Regions from separate parts of the Mus musculus genome. Here region 2 is linked to region 1. Evidence: chromatin loops called from intact Hi-C (ENCODE). Cell type or tissue: heart. All regions are shown on one strand. Each heading gives the region's core, and the rest is flanking DNA. Links, peaks and the distances in the headings are about the cores only.

What was found. A loop is a pair of places that touch in the nucleus more often than their neighbours do. Peaks named below come from ENCODE experiments on the same cell type or tissue, not always from the same donor. Only the 100,000 strongest peaks of a DNase experiment are listed, where the experiment ranks them.
Region 2: a loop joins it to region 1, with 5 times the contacts of the local background. A loop is called at or near these places in 2 of 42 quality-filtered maps.

Annotation. Positions count from the first base shown.
Region 1 is chr2:178,502,699-178,513,216 of GRCm38, forward strand. No RefSeq gene overlaps it. Among named protein-coding and RNA genes, the nearest start is that of Gm35582, 5.9 kb to the left of the region's middle. In heart, for the core only: no CTCF peak of the experiment used is centred there; a DNase peak (open chromatin) is centred at 3,543; H3K27ac peaks cover 1,502 bases.
Region 2 is chr2:178,573,219-178,583,736 of GRCm38, forward strand. No RefSeq gene overlaps it. Among named protein-coding and RNA genes, the nearest start is that of Gm40031, 56 kb to the right of the region's middle. In heart, for the core only: a CTCF peak has its summit at 1,814 (motif pointing right); no DNase peak of the experiment used is centred there; H3K27me3 peaks cover 703 bases.

The sequences.
Region 1 (10,518 bases), core at 1,596-9,595:
TCGTTTCCTTTGTGTGTGCACACGCTGTCACAGATCCATGAGGGCTTGCCTTTGCAGCAGTGTGTCTTGGCCTTGTCTCTGGTTTCTACCTGTGGCTGCCTAGCTATGGTGCTCAGAGTCTATCTGACTGAGACCAGCATCACAATACCACAGATGGGGTGAGCATGGCCCTCATTCACTGCTGGTCCTCTTTTGGGTCCGGCACCACAGGAGTCCCTTGGGCAATCACAGGCTTAGGATATTGTTTGTCTCCTGAGGTCTGTGGAGCAGCGTACTCTGTCTGTGGTACTTGTGGATATCGTGTGGCTGGGATGAATCAGTCCTCTCTGTTTGAACCACATGGGGCACTTTCGTGGCTCCAGGAGCCCGTCCACCCTGAGTCTTTGATGGGCTCAATCAGCAGTGTTCATTCTTGAGATAAGTCACCAGGCAGTGGCCTAGATCCTAGTAATAAGCCCCACCTCCTTGGTCTTTGTAAGTAGATGCTCATGTGTAGTTGCTAGGTTTAAGACCTTGTTGCAGGATATGTGATCACACTATGAAACCCAAGATTGTGTTGTATACTGAAAGACAGACAAACAAATAAAAAACAAAACAAACAAACAAACAAACGTTTCTAGTCGTGGTGTGTCTCAGTCCTTAGCATACACCTTTAATCCAAAACAAAATAGGTAAAGTTAGTTTGTAGACAGAAACATTCATGTTTGAAAGTGATCTCTAATTGAGTGGCAGACAAGTGATGAATCAGAGAGAGAAAGATTTGACAGAATAGGTATGCCCAACTCTCAAGAGAAGAGAGAGGAAAGGGAAGCTACTTAAGGGAGTAGTGCAGAGGGAGAGGGGGAGGGCAGGGGAGAGAGAGAGAGGGAAAGGGGGAGAGGGAGAGGGAGAGAAAGAGAGGAAGAGGAAGAGGAGGAGGAGGAGAAGGAAGAGGAAGAGGAGGAGGAAGAGGAGAAGGAGGAGGAGGCAACTGCGGTAGTTTTACCAGGACAGTAATACAGAGAGACAACATTCTAGGCCTAGATTAGATTGTACCGAGGCTAGAAGCTTCCAGGACTAGGCCTGGGTTAGAAGACTGAAGCAGTGAGTCTCAAAGACAACAATTGGAGCAGGACAATTCAATATACTTTTACAAGGCCTGCTGCCTGTCTAATAACAGTAATGACTACAGCTGTGACAGAGCACAGAGACCTACCCTGTCACCAGAGCACTGCACCCTCCTCTCCTGTCTCCTGTCCACCCATGCAGCACCTTCAAGGACCTGGCTATGCCAGTGCAATGCAAATGCTGTTAGTCCCTTCATTTATTGCTGAAAATCACTTTTCCTTTGAAATAAAAATGTTTATATGTGATACGAGAGGGACTAGGACTAACTATGAACATGCTGGGTAAGTACTCTGCCACTGAGCAATTATTTTAAGTAATTATTTTAAATGCTTTTTAAAATTGTATATCTATGGGTGTTTTGCCTGCATGTGTATCTATGTACCACTTGTGTGCCTAGTAACCTAGGCTGCCAGAAGAAATACCTGATCCCCTGGAACTGAAGCCACAGATGGTTGTAAGCTGTCATGTGGGTGCTGGGAGCCAAACCCGGGTCCTCCAGAAAGACCTCTTTTGGACTTTCTATTTTGAAACAGGATCCCACTAAGTTGTCCTGATGGTGTCATCCTCCTTCTTCAGTCTCCCCAGTAGTTCAGATGACAGGCCAGCACCACCAGGCTCAGCTGGAAAAGGCAGCTTTGTTAGGCAGACCTCTCAATCTCTTCTCAACAAAAGCACCGGGTACAGTCCTGAAGGCTCCACAGCCCGCCCACCCCCACAAACCCCAGCACCACAGCCGAGGACCAAGTAAGTGTTCAAACACACAAGCCCTCGGGGAGCATTTCACACCCAGACTATAACTGCTAACAATAAAAACGTTAGGGGAATATGAGAATATATTTTTATATGTTTCTAGTTTTGTCAAAGCCTAAAATGTCTGTATGAGTATAAACGACTAGGAAGAAGTTCCATGAAACGTGTAAGGTGCTGCTGCTCAGTGCTCAGATTCTCTGGTGCTGTTGCCCAGTGCTCAGATTCTCTGGTGCTGTTGCTCAGTGCTCTAATTCTCCTTCATGATCTTCTATAATTTTCCACTCTGTGTGTCCTCCAAGAACGTATGCCATCATCAGAACCTTCTAGAAAGTTATACGAGACTCAGACTTGCTCAGGCATGCCAGAATCATTGTGCATGTACCACAGCATCCCACACCCATCACACACTAGTCTGCAGGCTGTGGAAGACTTAGGAGTCTGTCCCCTGTGGCTTCTCTGGCTTCTCTCTGGGATCAACAGTAGAAAGTCTGCTTGGTGTCCGCTCCTCTCTTCAGAAGTATTTTGCTAATGAACCATTGTGGACAAGTTTCCATTAAACAAAACAAAACAACAACAACAATAACAACAACAACAACAACAACAAAACTATATTATGGTGGTGCAAGCTACTTGGAAGGTTGAGGAAGGAGGATTACAAGTTCAAGGCCAAGCTGAGTCACTTAGTGAGAAACTATCTCACTGTTTTAAAAAAAGATAATTTTCATGTGTTTTGCCTGTATGTATGTCTGTGAACCACCATGGCTATCTCTATGTCTGGTTCCTGTAGAGGCCTAAAGAGGCTGTCAGATCCCTGTGACTGGAGTTACAAGTGGTGGTGAGCCACCGTGTAGGTGCTGGGAATTGGTGCTTGTCTTGTGTGTAAGAGACCCTCAGTTCTATGCCACATACTGAACCAGGTGTAGAATGTGGGGTCAGTGCTCTGCCTGCATGTGGGGTCATTCATCCTGCTACAGTAGCTGCTGAGGTGGCTGACAGCCCTGGGCAGGGACCCAATGGAACCCCGGCATCATGGTAATATATGTGAAAGCTGTATGCACCCGTTTGACCCTGCAGAGTCTGTCCTCTTGTTGACGGGCTCTGTGACCAACAAGACAAGATCACACTCCTCATCTTCAAGGCTGCTGCTTCTGGTGACAGCCCTGGTCAAGAGGTATAACCCAGACTTACCTTTAAAGTCTGTGTCCACAGACACCCAAGAGCAGGGACCTGTTTGCCCTGCTCTGGACTCAATCCCCAGAGCTTTTTCCTTGCTGTGTGACTTTGAACAGGTTACTCAACTTCTCTGTGTCCAGGACTTCTCATTTATAGGGTGAGAATGGTACTTAAAGGGTGTGCCTCGGCCACACAGGGGTCTCATGGGAGTGTGTGCTTGCAGTGGACCGATCATTCTAAGCCCCATCCAGCTGTTTACCTTGGCTGTTGAAATTAATGTGGTTAGAGCCCAGTGTCTCCATCTCCCATATGTGGACTCTGCTACGTCCTGGCTTATCAATGGCTTTCCTGTCTTGAACCTTATACTCTCCTCCTGCCTGCTGATCTGGCTCTGTCGTGAGGTCCTCCACCAGCCACCCCTCCATGGCTCACTTCCTCCAGATCACTCTGTGTCTGGGGAGGATGGTGGGTGGTTTCCTCACCGTCACGCTGACCCAGCAGGAAGCTGTGGGCTTCGTTCACATCCGACTGTCAGCTACACAGCATTGCTGCACCCTATGTCTTGTGTAATGGAAGTGGACCTCAGCACCCAGCGCCACCGAGTCAAACTAGGCTCTGCAGTGACCCCACACTGACACCGTGGGGTCAAGTTTCTTCAGGCCGTGAAAGCACGAGTCTGCTCTACAAACAACCGGACTGATGTCGACATTGCAATGTGATGCAGAAGCCATTTGATACCTTTAAAAAAAAAAAGAAACGGGAAATGGAGTTTTCGTGTCTGCTGGTGCTGAAAATGGAGGATAATGACAGAATTATTAAAAACTGTCTTCTCTGCCTCAGACTAATTGCTTATGGTCCATGAGGCTGACTCTGGAATCCAGATGGGAAGCGCTGGATCCCAGGCCCGGGAGACAGGTGTTGGAAGGCCTCAAAGCCAGAGCCACAGATGTGTGGGATCTGGAGCTCCTTAGGTTCGGGATAGACCCTGTTCTTGGTGGGTCAGTTGTTACATTTGCAGGAAAGCCTGGATGGTGACAGCCCTGCAATTTGAAGATGGAACTGTGAGGCCCATGGTGGCTCTACAGTCCTGGGGTCGGTTGGGCTGAGGAAGGGAAGTGGATTTGTCTCTTGCAGGGCTTCTTCAGAGCCTTGAGTAAGATGGTGATGAGAGTTTGTATCAAACAGTGTTGGGAGCTTTCCCCTGGTACACATATGAGAAGGGGAATTGAGGCTTAGAGACAGCTCAGTCAGAGGGTCCCGAGGCATCAGATCTCCACCCCGGCCTATATGCTTCCTCCACTATCCTCTGATGGCTTGGGGAGGCCCCAGAAGAACCAAGCCACAACCTCCTGGGTGTGAAAGATGGAAGCTCTGAATGGCAGAATGGTTGCTAGTGCTCAAAGATGATTTGCTGAAGTGTCTTCTATCTGTCTGGTGGAGTCTCAGGCTGAGATGACTAGGGCCCTGTGCCAGTTGTGAGGTTATGGGTAAAGTACGCCCCGAAATTTCCCGTTGCAGAGGCTCAAAGGTGAGCTGCATCACTCTGTAGCTGTGTGATTTTTTTGGAAATTGTACTCAAACTTTCTGTGTCTAAATCATCCAGACTCATGGGTTTAATATTGAGTGTAATTTCAGTTAATAGATACAAAATATGGGAAAATCTTAAGACTTTGAGCCAAGTTATAAATATCTCTACTGCACATGAGTAGAGTTTAGAGTCTATTCCACTTCATGTTGATTGACAGGTCAGCCAGATGGACCCTGTTGTAGACAGAGAGGATAGTGAGTCTTTCCTAGAAAGAAAAGGCAGAGGAGTGGTGGTAAGCTTCTCCAGTGCAATTCAACCAGTGACCAGCAGATGGCAGAAGCAAGCCAGGAACCGAGCCTGGCCCTGCCCAGGTGCTTAGAGAAATTCTGTCTGGAGCTTTGTGAAGATTAGCTTTGTCAACTTGATACATCCTAGAATCATCAGGGAAAAGAGTCCCAAAGAGGAATTGTCTTGGTCAGGCTGGTCTGTGAGCATGTCTGTGGGGGATCGTCTTGGTTACATTAATTAATGTGGGAAGACCTACCCAGTGTGGGCTGCACCATTTTCCAGGCAGGGGCTCCGGGGCTAAGAGTCAAGAATGCTAGAGCATTTAGCAAGCATTTCCCTCTGATCGTGCCTGTGGATCTGAGGTGACCGGTGCTTCTGCCTTGGCTTCCCCACAATGAGGGGATGTAACCTGAAATTGTGAGCTAAAATTAACATTAACATTCCCCGTAAGCTGTTTTAAAAAGATTGACTTATTTTATGTGTACGGCTGTTTTGCCTGCATGTATGGTTGTGCATCTTGAGTTGGTCTGGTGCCTGAGGCCTGATGAGGGCTCTGGATTCCCTGGGGCCTGAGCCTTCAAGTGAGTGTAGGAATTGAACCCAAGTGCCCCAGGAAAATAGCCAGTGTTTTCATATACTAAGCCATGTCTTTAACACCCCCACCCCAGCTTGCTTTTTTGTTAATAGCTCTATCACAGCAAAAGAAACCAAATGAGAACAACTGTATGGAAACCTCCCGTATAAGAGCCATCTTTCATTCAGAAAGGGCCCTGGTCTGGAGAGCTCACTACCAGGTGGGTCGACTCCTACACTGATAAAACATTTGTCAGATCGCTCTGTGTAAGACTAGAGTTCCCTCTCTGGGCTCTGAATGTGGACATGTGTTTGTTTTATGCCTCGTGGTCAGGGATGGGGGTGGGGACAGCATGTGCCTGGCTAATGTAGCATTCCTGAATCCAAGTGTCCAGTGAGCGGCTATCTGCCAGGCACTTTGCTCTCTTCCAAGAGGACACAGCATAAGGGTCACTGGGGTTTGCATTGCAATCAGGTAGAAAGAAAACATCTAATAGGTGGGTAAGCAAGGCAAGGTAGAGTGGACAGGTGCCCGGTGCAAGAAAGCAAATATGGAGAGACTGTGGGGGAGCATCTGCAGGAGCAGGGAAGGCTGAGGCCTGGCTCCTGGCATCTGTGGGAGCAGGGAAGGCTGAGGCCTGGCTCCTGGAGGAGCTGTGGAGAACTCCACAAGCAGAGGGAGGGCCTGGGCTCATATAGACAGCTGGAGCTCCTCATGTTCATGAACGAGAGCAGAGGATAGGTAGCTGACCAGAAAATCTGGCCTAGGAGGGACAAGGGGGTGTAGGTGCCAATCTGCCCTGTAAACAGGGCAGGCAGGGGAGTCCTGTCTACAGAGAATGGGAGTCACTCAGTAGTTAGACAGAGCCATTTCACATGTCTCAGTCCGTGCAGGTTTGGCTCTGAAGACCTCTTTTTTTCTGAGTGGCCTCTTGTAGGAGGACTTCATTCCCTAGGGTGGCTTGGAATACACAGAGGGTTCCATGTGCTTCCACTGACACCACTGTTCCCTGCACACGCCTGGCCCTTGTGAAGTTGCACACCTGACTCCAGGGTCTCCCAGGGAAGCTGGGGGCAGACAGAATTGCAGGCATCTCCATCTCCCTGCCTCCAGCTTGTTCTGGCTCCTCCCTGGGGCAGGTTTGAAAGCCCAGACACGTCCTCCACATCCAAGCAAATAGTCACACTGACAATTCCTCCCGGGCTCAGGTTCAAGTCCTCATTAAGCTGTTAAGTGGGTGGGGATTTCACTTCCTTCTAGTGGCCCCTGCTTCGTGCCTTGGAACTCAGAGCAGCTGTTGAAGCTCACGGCAGCTGTCAGCAGTTCAGAGCTGAGGCCTCGTCTTGGGTGGAAGTGGGGAAGAGGAGTGAAGAAAAGCTGCGAGGGCCGGGATGAAGTGGGATGAGGCCAGGGGAGGGCAGGGATGGAGTGGGGTGAGGCCAGGGGAGGGCAGAGCAGAAGACTGTACATGGCCAGTGGACAGGGACTGGGTGTTCAAGCAAGGAATTGCCACAGACACTGGTTTCCTGCTTGGGTGGCTCTTTCAGGCCATTTTACACACACACACACACAAAGACATGTATCTGAGCATATACATCATGATACACATATGTATGTACACATATATGCACATGCGTATACATAGGTATACATTTGCATGTACACTCATGCCTGCATATACACACAACACATATATACACATACATGTGTGCATAGGTATATGATGATGTCATATATGCATACTCATGCATACATATACACAGATACAAGGCTAGAGCTATTGCCCAGCATTATAGTGCTTACTTGCCTCATATCTGTAAGGCTCTGGGTTCCATTCCCCAGCACTAAAAACAAACCCATGTGAATGATCATGTATATCTTATCTACAGCTATGCTTGCTACATACATGTGTGTGCACACATGTCTGTGTGTATATGGATGTGCATACTCATAGACCTATCACATGTCCTCATCTATCTCTGCTGTATACAATTATATAGCACAGACTTGGCACTCATGCAGTGTGCCTGCACACAACTGTACAGATCCATAAAGATACATACATGTTTGTGGATTTGCATGCTTTAGTACATACATTTGCATACACACACACACACACACACACACACACACACACACACACACAGCTACAGAATGCCCCCAATACTCACTGTTACAGCATACATACACACACACAGACACACAGACTCTCTCTTTCTCTCTCTCTCTCTCTCTCTCTCTCTCTCTCTCTCTCTCTCTCTCTCTCTCTTTCTCTCTCTCTGCTACAGTTTGAATATATATGTTTCTCCACGATTAGTACCTTGCAGCCTAGACCTTGATGTGACAGTATTACAAAGTGGGCCTGAGGGGGCAGTTAAGTCAGGAAGTTAGAGCCCTTACCAACAGGATCAATAACAGGTGAGCAGGAGGGAACTGGCTTAGACCCTTCCGTGGTCCACCTTCTGACATGTGCAGACACAGAACTGAGGAAGCAGGCACAAAAGCCATCTTGGATGATGGAGGCACTGGCTTCAGCTTCCAACCTTCAGAACTGTGATATGTATGCTTCTACATTCATTATGTGTCTATTTTATTATAGCAGCATGAACAACCAAGACATGATCTACATACTCATATTTATACATGTACATGCACACACATACAAATACACACAATTACACACACACCTGTATCCATGTATACATACACATATATGAATACATATCTATATGTACACATATACACATGCCTACTCACATGCACTCACATATATACATAACATATACACAGACACACATATACACATATTCATACAAATTTGCACATACACATACATATACAGATCTACATGCACAAATACATGTATGTGTATATATATACTCATGAACACATACACACATGTACTCTCATATACATGTACACATATATATTGCATGCATACAGACATGCATGAACACAAATACATATATGTTCGCGTATACATGTGCATACACATATACATGCAAACACACTGTCTTAGGGTTTCTATTGCTGTGAAGAGACACCACGACCGCAACTCTTATAAAGGAAAACATTTCACAGGGGCTAGCTTACTATTCTGATGTTTAGTCCATTATCATCATGGCAGGAAACATCATAGCATTCAGACATACATGGTGCTGAAAAAGAAACAGAGTTCTACAGCCAGACTGACAAGCAGCAGAAAGACAGTGAGCTGCTGGACAGGGCTTGAGCTTCTGACATCTCAAAACCCACTCCCAGTGGACTTTCTCCAACAACGCTACCCCTCCTAATAGTGCCATTCCCGATGGGCCTATAAGAGCCATTTTCATTCAAACCACCACACATGCATGCTCACATATATGTGTACTCATGCACACATTCTCATATACACATCTGAAAATGTGCATATACCCACATTTTACACATACCCATATATACACACTCCTGTACATACACACACACACACACACAGATACACACATGCATGCTCAAATATCTCCTCTTTGCCATCTTCATGTATTTGCTGATGGCTATGTGTGTAGTAGATGCGTGTTTACCCTCTCATTGCAGCACCCAAAGTAGATACTGAGACAAGGATTCAAGGGCAGGTGGTTAGTGTGGGCTGTGGCCTGGGAAGTGCTATTGTAAGACAGAACCCATGAGAATATGCAAACCCAGAGTTCAGTTCCTTGAGAGGCAGTAGACTGAAAGAGGCGGCATCCACACGTGTCAGGACCAATGCCTGAGGACAGGGAATTGATGCTTGCTTGATCCGTGTCACTCTGGGTAGGATATCCATGATACTTGTGAATTTCCCAGCATGAGACACTGAGTACCAACAGGCAGAAGGCTGGGATCTCTGTGGGCTGCTGGTGGCTGCAGGTAGGCACAGGGGTGGCCTCCTTCATCTCTCTACAGTCCCGTAGAAGAGAAAGAAGCAAGGTTTGGGCTGGTGCAGAGGCATGTATGATCTCACATGTGAAGGCATGTATGATCTCACATGTGAGGAGCAGGCAGAGCTGGATTGGAATGACCAAACGATGACCCTTCGCTAGGTCTGTGGTTTCAGTTGCCAGGAAGGCTGAGACAAAGGCATGGTGAGTTTCAAATCAAAGGTACAAAGAGGGCTGGAGATATAGCTCAGTAACAAAGCAAGTGGTTCTAAATTCAGTTCCCAGTACTGAAAAAAAAAAAAAGAATAAAATTAAGTAAAAAACAAGTCTCACTGGAGACCTGAATGTATGAGCTCCATCTAGGCAGGGCTTTATCAGTTGGGCGTGGTGATGGGAGGTGGTTAGGACCTGCTTTAGGCACAAAGGACATTCATTAAGTGAAAGCTAGGGTAAAGACCTGGGCAGTCGAGCAGATCCACTCTGTCCTGAGAATGCACAGGGATACCGTCAGCTCCCTGTGGCTCCATTACTCATCTACACTGAAAAGTCAGGCAGAAAATTCATTCATGACTCCCCAAGCTAAGATCTGGCTGTGAACCACCTAGAGGAGCACACGAGGGAGCACGTGAGTGGCAAGCTGGGGTGGCAGCAGGGGTGTGTGCTAACACTCGGCTTCCTGTTGTCTGTGGCACACCTTGCAAACCTGGGCTTCGTAGGGGCCCAGATGTCATCCTGGTCCCTTCTGATATGACCTACACCAGGACCTCTGACCTCTTTTATGCCAAGAAGGACAGTCCAGCCACCACAAGTGGCTCCAAGTGATTGCTTCATTCAGACACCCCAGTCCCCTCCTCCTTCCTTGTTCAGCCATTCATGTTACCCAGGACTGTTTCTGGGAGGTGCAAAGACACACGAGACACTCCCAGCCTGCATCTAGCCTGCTTCCATTTTAAGCCCGTGTCTCTTTTGTGTACAGGAAAATCATGATTTGCACCCAATTCCGTTCTGGGCAGTTATGTCCTGTCTTGCGCATTAAGACACTCTCACCCCTGCAAGTTTGCTTGATGCAGACAGAAGACATTTTAAAGGTTTTCATTACACAAAACTCCTCTGTGTGTCACCTGTAAGCATCCCAGTATGCTTTGGTGATGGTTGGGAGCCTCTCTGTGGCTCTTCAGAAGGCAAAGGAAGAGCCTGACTGT
Region 2 (10,518 bases), core at 1,739-9,738, 71 kb after region 1:
TTTCTCTGCATCTCTCCCTCCTTCCACATCTCTGCCTTTCCAGCTTTTCAGTCCATCTCAGCCTGTCTCTCTCTCTTCCTCTTTCCATACCCATACCACTCTTCCCTCCCTGCTTCCCCTCCCCAAAGTCCACCTCTCCTTCTCGCTCTGTAATATTTGTGCCCTCCCTTCCCCCCATTCTGCTTCTCTGGAAAATTTTGTGTAATGTCACCGCCAGTAAAGAAATCAAGAATTGGTTTTTCTGCACTTGTGAACTCCCCAACCCATGTGCTTTGCCCAGAGAGCATCAGTCTGCAGGACTGAACAGATAAATGCCTGATAGGTGGTTAGCTTTTCCCACCCAGAGCACAGGTCTGTCTGAGGGAAAGGGCTTAGAGAAGTGTGGGTTCCCAAGTATGTGGGAAAACTTGGTCCACAGAGTTGGAACTGTGTAGCAGGGATCTGCTCTGCATGTTAAATATGAAATAAGAGTCCTCTTGGGTATCCCTGTACTCGAGAACCTAGTCAATGGAAGCCTCTTGGAGCAGGCATCTCCCTGGGAACCTGTTTGTATCTAGGTATGACGGAGAGTTCTGGCTCTCTGCCAGGTCAGGAGATCTTAGACCAGGACATATCCCTGTCAGAGTGATGCTTCAGGCTGGTGCGGACACACCTGACACCTGGTTCCCAGCCTGGTGCTACTCCAGGAGTCCACTGGCCTAGAAGCCAGAGCATTTAGAGGGGTATTAATGGGCATGGTGGCTAGCCTAGAGGAAGGGTTGTGGCACAGGGCAATCTTAGTGCGCTTGGGAGTAGAGAGCTCCTCATATGGGATAGAGAACTCCTCCTAAGGAAAGAGAGTCCTCCCAGGGCAAGAGTTTTCCTAGGGATAAAGAGTCCTCCAGGAGACAAGGAATCCTCCCAGGATACAGAGAATCCTCCCAAGGAAAGGGAATCCTCCTACGAGTGATAATGTACTGGCAGGAAATTGGCTTCCATGCACACACCCATCCTACTGCCAGACCTGGAGCACACTGATGAATTAAACATCAGGAACAACAGTGAATGTGATATCTGAGACCAACACCAGTCACCTGAAGCGAGCTGGCCTCAGGAAAGCCACATACGTGTGCCTCTCGCTAGTGATGTTCTCATTCCAACAAAGTCCCAGCAATCACCCCCACCCCCACAGTGACACCATGTCTGGTGTATCCGAATCGTTTTACGTCCTCTGCCTAACACAGCATTAACATTTGATAGTAGCCCTAAAAAAATGTAATTACACAAACAAATTAAGATGCCATCGTGTTACCAATCAAAGGACGGTAACTTCACCGGCCTGGTGTTGCCTGAGAGCCTACGAATTAGTCAGCCTGTCAGGGGCTGAGCCACTCCCCTTGTTGCTTCATATTAAATAATTGAAAGCCGCTCTTTCCCACCAGCAAACAGCTGTCTCCTGCTTTAATGCTGTTCCTTCTGGTACTGAGCTCAGCAGATCAGTTTGCCGTGGGTATGTGTGACTGGGACTGGGACATGGGGGTAGAAGGGGGTGCTGCATTGTAAGCCAGGTGAGGCCGGGGTTTGCTGATCAGTGTTGTGGGTTAGCTGGGATGAGGGCAAAATCCACAGGAGCCCACAGGAACCCACTGCCCCATGGGGTAACAGCACCTGGAAGCCAGGAGTACAGCGGCAAGCAGATAGAGAGAGAACGTGAGTGCCCTTGGTCTGGAACAGAAGGAGCTAAATAAAGAATACGAACCATGAAATGACTGTCCCCAATCTATTTCCTAAGAATTGCCTTGCCATCTAAACTCTAAGAATTAAATTTGGGTACACCACCACCAGGTGGCAGCATGCACTCTTAAAAATATGTTTTGTTCAAATCTATCTCTGGTGTTCTTGGCAGAGGAGAGTCTGAGAGACCTGGGCATTGTGGAGTGGCAGAGCTCAGAGGCTCACAAAGTGATAGGAACTTGTATTTTACAATCTGTCCTTAATGACAGATTGGGGACAGGCCGATTTTAATAGTGGAGTGATAGTTAACAAAGGGGAAAAAAACCTTATCTAACACGAACCTATAACTCTTTATTATTCCAGTTATTAAAATTAATGGAAATAAATAACAAGATGGCTGTTAAGTAAGCAAGAAATAATATTATGTTTTGTTATTAAATGAAGCAAAGACTTCCAAATACCTTCTAGCTTATGTGACCAAAATTGCAGGGCAAAGCAAGAGCCCTGTATACAAACTATGAAGAGAGCTTTTCCGTTTGACATGGAAATGGGAGCTCCTCCCCACAGCCCTGCTCCACGGCATTAAAGCAATTTTACCCAGGTTGCTCTAAGCCTCTCTGCCCGTGCCTGCCCCATATTTCAAATGTCTCAGCCGTCGCTTGCCACTAGGGAACTTCTTATGCAATACTCTCTGCAGGTTCCTCAGCCAACAGGGACTCCCGTCTTGTACTCAGGCACCCCTACTCTTGAGGGATATAACTTGCCAAACTAGAGCTGAGGCTGCCAGGCAATCATCAAGGGCTGGGGCAGGGGGAGCATGGTGTCAACCTCATAGCTCTCTGCACATGGCTCAGAGGCTTCCTGGTCTCTGGCCAATCAAACCTGAGGCATCTTGTCTCTGAATGCTTGCTAAAAGAGAGCGAGAGGGAGAAGATCCTGTGACCATGGTGTCCTCCCTCAGCACAGCCAGCTCCGCGTCACCCCTCTCAACCATTCCCACTCAGCGCAGAACACAAAGTGCAGGGAGCCATGCCATATGTATGGCACTGTCACAGGTCCTTCTGACACACCCCCCTCTGGCGTCTCCCTTGTTGCGCTTGCTGCTGTTGTACTGAGTACGACTCCAGGTGCTGCTATTTAACCAACATAGCTTAAGACTCTTTTGTGTTCAGGTGGCTGATGTTTGCCAGGAAAATCACATTAAAGGCTTCTAACCCCCCGAGCAGTCATGTCCATTTCCATAGTCACTCTCTGACATCTTTATCACTTCTGTTGGCAACAAACGCAACCCAGAATGCACCCCGTTCTGCTGAAAGTATCGCTGTCGAGGACAGCTTTCCATAGCTCTGACTGCTGGGCCCAGCAGCACAAATGTTTATAATGGCTCATGTGTTGACGGATGCCTTCCAACTGCACATTATCCCCATTTGCTAGCTTGCCAGATGCTTCCAGAAGTATATGAGGATGCCAGTTTCATTAGGGTGCCGCCTGCACTAGGTATTTCCACTAAACACATTTTAATGCTACTTTAATAGGCAAAGGGGACCTGCTGCCTGGCTTAACTTCCATCCATCAGGTGGAGTGTCCCAGTCTCCACCAACAGCAGGAACATCATGTCCCAGGAGATGCCCAACAGCTGTCCTCTCTAGGGAATGCCAGGTGTGGCTCTGCTTCTTTCCCCATTGGAAGACAGACTCCTCATCCCTTAAACTCCACAAAGGAGTCTGCCTGCCCCTTGCCTGTCACCCAGTGCAAGCCCAGCAGGTGACAGTAGCAGGACCCTCCCACACTCTCACCTGGTTTGATGCAAGCTGTGTGTGCTTCAGAGGCTTGGCAAACAGGAGAGGCCTAATCTAAAGCAACTACACAGTGAGACCCCAACAGTGTCAAAGCCAGGAGAGGAACAAAGCTGTGGGAAACCGACCCCCACCACCACCCCCGTCTCTCTCATTTTTCAAGTGCTCCAGAGTCAAACAGGAAGTGAGAGTGGACAGCCCAGTGGTCAGTCCTGTAACATCAGATTACCAAGCCTTGTGGGAGGAGTCAGTCATGGGATTTGTCCCTTAGCACACCATCAGACTCAGAGAAAGGAGATGTGTGGGGAGCCGCCCTCACATTCACCATTACAAGATGGCGCTGATATCCTGTGTTCTAAGTGGTAAACAAATAATCTGCGCATGTGCCAAGGGTAGTTCTCCACTCCATGTGCTCTGCCTTCCCCATGACGACAACTCGGCCGATGGGCTGCAGCCAATCAGGGAGTGACACGTCCTAGGCGGAGGATAATTCTCCTTAAAAAGGGACGGGGTTTCGCCATTCGCTCTCTTGCTCTCTTGCTCTTGCTCTCTTGCTCCTGAAGATGTAAGCAATAAAGCTTTTGCCGCAGAAGATTCCGGTTTGTTGCGTCTTTCCTGGCCGGTCGCGAGAACGCATGTAAGAGAGATGCCACATGGCGGCCAAGACAGGGACCTGAGCATTTCACTGTCACCTGTCTTTCTAAACAGTAGGGAGAAATGGGGAGATCGTGGGTCCTTCGGGGTGCTGGGAAAACATCTGTAATGCTGCAGAGCCATCACTCGTTACTGGGTAGGGTTTAGAACCTCGATTGTGCCAGACACAGAGCTTCTCTGAGGATGAAGATAAAAGGGGGGTCAGATAGGGATGCCGGATCGTGATGGGGGACAGGGAGGTCAGCTAGTCACAGTTTCTATCGGAACAGGTGTCTCGGGCACTTCTCAAGCATACCTTACAATCTCAAGGGCCAGAAGAGCTGCCGAGATGTGGGTTGCTAGGCCACTGTGGCTCTGGTGATGGCAGGGATGTGTGTTTTAACATATTCCTAGGTGTCTCTGATACTGACAGGAGCACAGACTGAGAACTACTGCACAGAACCAAAATGACAACAGCTTCCAGGTATTGGACACTTACCTGTGTCTGATGTGTGCTGCTGGGAACGGGTACGTGTGCTTTCTGACCAAGCTAGCTACCAAGGTGTAGCTGGCAGCCTTTGTTTCTGAGACAAAAACCTTACAACACAGATTCTGGTTGGCCAGCTTGGTCTGATGGGTGCTGGGTCTGACTCCACCTCTCTGTCTGCAGGGCTGACCTCAGACTTCCATACTGCCCTTCAGATCTGTCCATTCTCAGAGCCATCACTGTGCCTCCCCCCCCCCCCCCCCACTGTGAATGAAACCTGAAGCCCATGAGTCCACTGTCAACTTATGCCTGCAACTTGTTGGAAAGTTAGTTACCCTTCTCAGAGAGAAAGCCTGGTGTTTGGCCCCAGCTGATGGGGAATTACTATCACGTCAGCTAATGTTCCCCTGTCACCCACCTCTGTTACCCACGCATGATCACTGCTGAGGCCTCTTATAAAGATCAGCTAAATAGAGAAAAGAAAAAAAGAAAAGAAAAGCCTCAATTTGCCTTCCTACTTTCATATTTGTGTCCTGATAAAACACACCTTGGCCAAGAGTGGTGGTGCACGCCTTTAATCCCAGCACTTGGGAGGCAGAGGCAGACAGATCTCTGAGTTAGAGGCCAGCCTGGTCTACAAAGTGAGTTCCAGGACAGTCAGGGCTATACAAAGAAACCCTGTCTCGAAAAGCCAAAGGAAAAAAGAAAAGAAAAGAAAAGAAAAGAGAAGAGAAGAGAAGAGAAGAGAAGAGAAGAAAAGAAAAGAAAAGAAAAGAAAAGAAAAGGTGCATTCAGCTTACAATATGATCTGAGGTTGTAGACCATGATGACTGTGGGAAGTCAAGGCAGAAACAGTGAGTGCAATTACAGCCATGCTCAAGAGAGAGAAAGGAATTCCACTGCACCGCCTGCTCACTCGATTCTGCTCTCTTACACAGTTCAGGACCCAGTCATGAAATGGTGCTTCCCACATTCAGGGTGGGTCTTCCCACATCAATGCTCAATCAATACAGTCCTCCATAGACAGCCTGAACTGGACAATTCCTCATTAAGGTTCTCTTCCCTGGAGATTCTAGACTGTGTCAAATTGAAAGCTTAAACACTATGACACAAACCACTGTGATGGATTATAATCTTGGTTGCCAACTTGAGAGCATCTGGAGCCAACTAGGATACAAACTCCTTGATTGGATTGTCTGGAGCAAGAAGGCTTATCCTCCAAGTAGCCACACCTCTGGTGGCAGCCAAGAGGAAGGAAGGAAGGAAGGAAGGAAGGAAGGAAGGAAGGAAGGAAGAAACTTCTCTTTGCCTGTTTGCCCTCCATTCTCAATAGCAAATCCATCTATCCTGCTGCATCAGCTTTCCCCTGCTGACATAAGAACCAACGTCTTCAGAACTCCAGTGTCAACTGAAGACCTGAAGGTCTCCAGTGTGAAACAGAGTGAGTCTCAAGTAGCTTCATCCAGGCATTGTATGACAACATGAGGGGCACAACCAACCTACAGGGACTTTCTACCCCAGGTATTTTATGACAGCATACAATACCTAGGCGTCTCTGATACTGACAGGAGCACAGACTGAGAACCACTGCACAGAGCCAAAATGACAACAGCTTCCAGGTATTGGACACTTACCTGTGTCTGATGTGTGCTGCTGGGAACTGGTACGTGTGCTTTCTGACCAAGTTGGCTACCAAGGTGTAGCTGGCACAGCCAACCTACAGGGACTTTTACCAATGATCCTCTTTTGGGTTTGCTGAGAACAGCACATGGGTCTCGTCCTAGCTAGTCTGCCAGTATGTGTAGAGTTCCCCTCCCCCCACCATCGTTTTCAAAGGTCTTTGTCCTTTATCTTGGGACATGTGTGGCATGTTGGTTGCTATGCTTTGGTATAGATCAGTAATGCTGGGCTGTGACAACCCAGATTCCACTCTCTCTCCAGAATCCAGGACAATGACTCACCCTGTGAACAGGCGACACCATGGCAGAAGACTCGAGTAAACAGTGACTTGGCTTGCAGTTTAGGCTGGAACAGCTCCACGTACAATGGTTATCCCAATCTGAGCAGAGACACGGGGTTCACTGAAAGGGCTAAAGAAAACAGAGACTGGACATGTGGGTCATTTCAAGATTACTGTAGAGGGGCAGAGGGGGTCTCTGAGTGATTGGACTCTACTATCACGTTTTTATGGGTGGAAAACTGCCCGCTTCTAGCTTCATTGTGGTGACATGGTACCCAGCGCCTGCATATAGTACAAGGACTGAGATGATGAAGGGCAGTGAGCCCAGATCATTCACAGGCTGAGGAAAGGCATGGGCTTTAGCATTTCCTTCTTACTGTTGGAGCTTTGGTGGGAGACCTCCAAACCGCTTACACTTGACAAGCTGGATTTGAACTCTCTTTGCAAGTCAAGAGCAAAGACCACTTTGCATGTTTGCTAGCACATCACCTACCCACTCTTTCAGAAGATAGCTTTGGGCCTCATTTGAAGTATTTTCCAACTGAAGAGGAGAGGCAATTTTCTTCCAGAAGTTACTATGTGCACTTCAGTGCCTTGCCAGGGCTGGCAAAGGAAACAGAATTAATTCACAATAAAGCTTCCTGGGAAATAACACTAAGGGGCAAAGATCACAGGAGGCCAGAGGAGTCACTTCCTGCTGAGTTATTTATTGGAACCATTACTTGACTGAACCCCTGACATTTTCATATTCTGCAAATGATCTCCTTCTAGCCCTTAGGCTTCGTCTTCTGAGAGCCGTACAAGTAAGGTCTCAGACAACACGCTCTATTAAAACACTTCGACACAAATACATTAAAAAAATTGATGCGTCTTTGCAATATATTGGGATTAAGATACATTTTTCAAGACACTCCTAAAGATTTTTTTCCCCACGGCTCTTCCCCCTGAGGCAGCCCTGCCCCCAGGATCTATAACAGTCTTTTCAGAGAGTGTGTCCTCTGTAATGCTTGCAAGCTCCAAATCACAGGCAGGTTGTTAAAAACTGTGCCCGGAGGCCTCTCTCAGCCCGTTAAGACTTATACATGTTTTGTTTGGTTGAGAGGAATAAAGCAATTAAATCGGAAGGGTTCTGTTTATATGGGAGACAGCATAACATCCCTGGTGCTGCCTCAGAGGACGGAGAAAAGATCGGATACAGAAAACACACAGAGACACAGGGAAAGAGGAGCAAGCCTTCCTGAGCCCTCTCTGGTTCCTGGACTTCACCCTCCCCAGAGTCAGGTGCAGGGTGTGCGGGGAAGAAGGCTCAGTAGATGGGCTTCAACGGCCTCGGGCAGAGGAAAGTCTGAGGCAGTGGAACGGGGCTGCTAGGGACCCAGGCGTTTCAGAGAGAAATAGAGGCCCATTTCAGATGTTTGAACTTAATGAAACTCTGATGGTAACAGTGGCAGTTGGCAGTGCATGATGGGCCACCGGGGACACTCCAGGAGAGCTGTGTTCCTGCAAGGCTTCGGGCTTCTCAGGCTGGAAGAATTTGTTTTGACTAATGGTGTTGTCTACAGAAACCATGCACCAGCTCCCTCTGACAAGCTTAGGGAACATCTTCCGCTGGCCGCCTCTGTGTTGTTCTCCCAGGAACACCGGAAGCTCCCTGGCTCCGGCTTGCCAACCCATTCCTCACCCCCACCACAGCTTGTCTTACACCAGCCAAGGCAACGATCCAGGCGGGGCAGCCAGAGCGAGCCACAGAAATTTATCTCCAATGCCTCCGATGACTGCGCTTTGGCAGAGAACAAGTGATTTGAATTATTACTGCATTTTCAAGGTTTTTTTTGTTGCACCGCTGAGATGATCTGCCTATTGTAACATCGCAGGAGTCTCTGATGCAACAGGTCTAAATTAGAACCTTGAATGGTGCTTACCATGACTCATTTATCTCCCCCACCTGCTTGCCCGTGGCCTGTGGCTCCTCTCTGTGTCTCTGTGTGCACCTGTGTATCTGTGCCTGCCCCTCATTCTTCCCGAGCTATCCACCTTGTTTTCCGGATACAGGGTTCCTCATTGGCCTAGTCCTCTCCTATCAGGCTGAGATGGTTGGTTAGCAAGCTGAGGGATCCTCATGACTCTGCCTTCCCAACCCCTGATCACAAGCGGCGGACACTACATAGGCTGTTTATATGGGTTCCAGGAACCAATCGGGTCTTCATGTCCATGTGGCAAACAGTTCGTGAACTGTGTTGTCTCTCCAGGCCCCTGCGACTCCTCTTCCTTGCTCTGCATTTTCCTCTAAGTTCCTAGTAACGACCCCTCCTGCTGCCAGCCCTCACCCCTCCAGGAAGCTGCGCAGGCTCACATGCTGCCCCGTTCATATGCAGAAGCTCTGTTCTTCTAACCCCTGTGGGATTGCATTTGGACACACGGCTTGAGGAGGTGCCTTAGTGTCAACCTTAGGCATCTGACAGAAGATTCTTGGCTGAAGGAAACCTTAGATCAGAACAGCTTGTGGTGTGTCGTGTCTGTGAGAGGCTGTCTTAATTATTCATTGGCAGGGAAGGGCCCAGCTCACCATGGGTAGTAACATCCCTAGATAGGTGGTTCTTAGTTGTTCAAGAAAGCTAACCAAGCATGAGTCTGTGAAACCCAGGGGCAACCTTCCTTTGTGGTTTCTGCTTAAGTTTGTCCCCTAACTCCCCTCAATGATGGACTGTGACCCGGAAGTGAATAAATAAATATATGCCCACTTTGTTCTTGCTGCTCTAACACAGAGTGAAGCTAGATCAGGAAGTGATGAGGCTAAGTGAGCTTAGCACGGTGGAGATCTCGCTTTCCAGCAGCTCACAGAGAAGAAAGACATGTGAAGACACACTAGGAAGGTGGTCATCTGGAAGTCTGAAAGAAGGGCCCTCTCCAAACCCAAACTCGCTGCCTCCGTAGGTAATGTTACCTGAGCAGACAGAGCTGTGAGAAGATAAATGTTGGTGGTTTAAGCATTTTGTTATATCAGAGTGAGTCCGTTAATACCCTAGGGTTTGTTATGGTGGGGAGGATGGGATTTTTGGATTCTAGTCTTGAAGGAATGAATTCAGTCAAGAACAGAAGCAAGTTTGAGTGTCATTTGTCAGGAGCTAACACCTTGGGGACAGTTTGAGCTCCATTTTATTTATCAAAGCAAATACTCCAAAGAGGGATTGGCATGGCTGCCCATGTAAAGGATCTGCCCAGTGGAATTTGAGAAAATATTTTTGTGAATATTTCTGAGGCGGGCAGAACAATCATGGCGTAAAGGGACCCTTCCCTCCCTAAGCCACAGTGAACTGATTTCTTCTTTAAAGTAGTTCTTTCCATGATCTCTATCAGAGCTTTGGAGGGCACAGACACTGCTATTGCACACATGTGGGGGCAAATGTCTTGGCGCTTAGAGACAGAATGACATTACTGCTGCTTCAAAGGTTAGCCACAGATGGTCACAGCCACCAATTCCACATTGCAGGTCGTTTTGGCTGTCCCTGTCCAGCCCCTTGCCTGCCTCGTGTCCATTTGCTCCTCATGTTTCTCATCATAGCCCCTAATTCTTCCTATGACTCTGAGTCTCTCAGCTGTCAAATTAGGTCTCAGCACATACAGTAATCTCTTTCATCTCTGGTGTTCCCTTCCCTGTCCCCAACAGCTCCACAGGGCAAAGTTCCTGAGAAATAACTATTTACCAACAGTACTTTAAGGGGGCCAGTGTGATGGCTCGGGTGATAAGGCCCTTGTGGTGCAAGCAAAAGGGCTGGCCCCCACATGAAATCCCCAGCACCCATGTGAGATCCCCAGCACCCAGGTGAAATCCCCAGCACCCATGTGAGATTCCCCAGCACCCATGTGAGATCCCCAGCACCCATGTGAGATCCCCAGCACCCTTGTGAGATCCCCAGCACCCTTGTGAG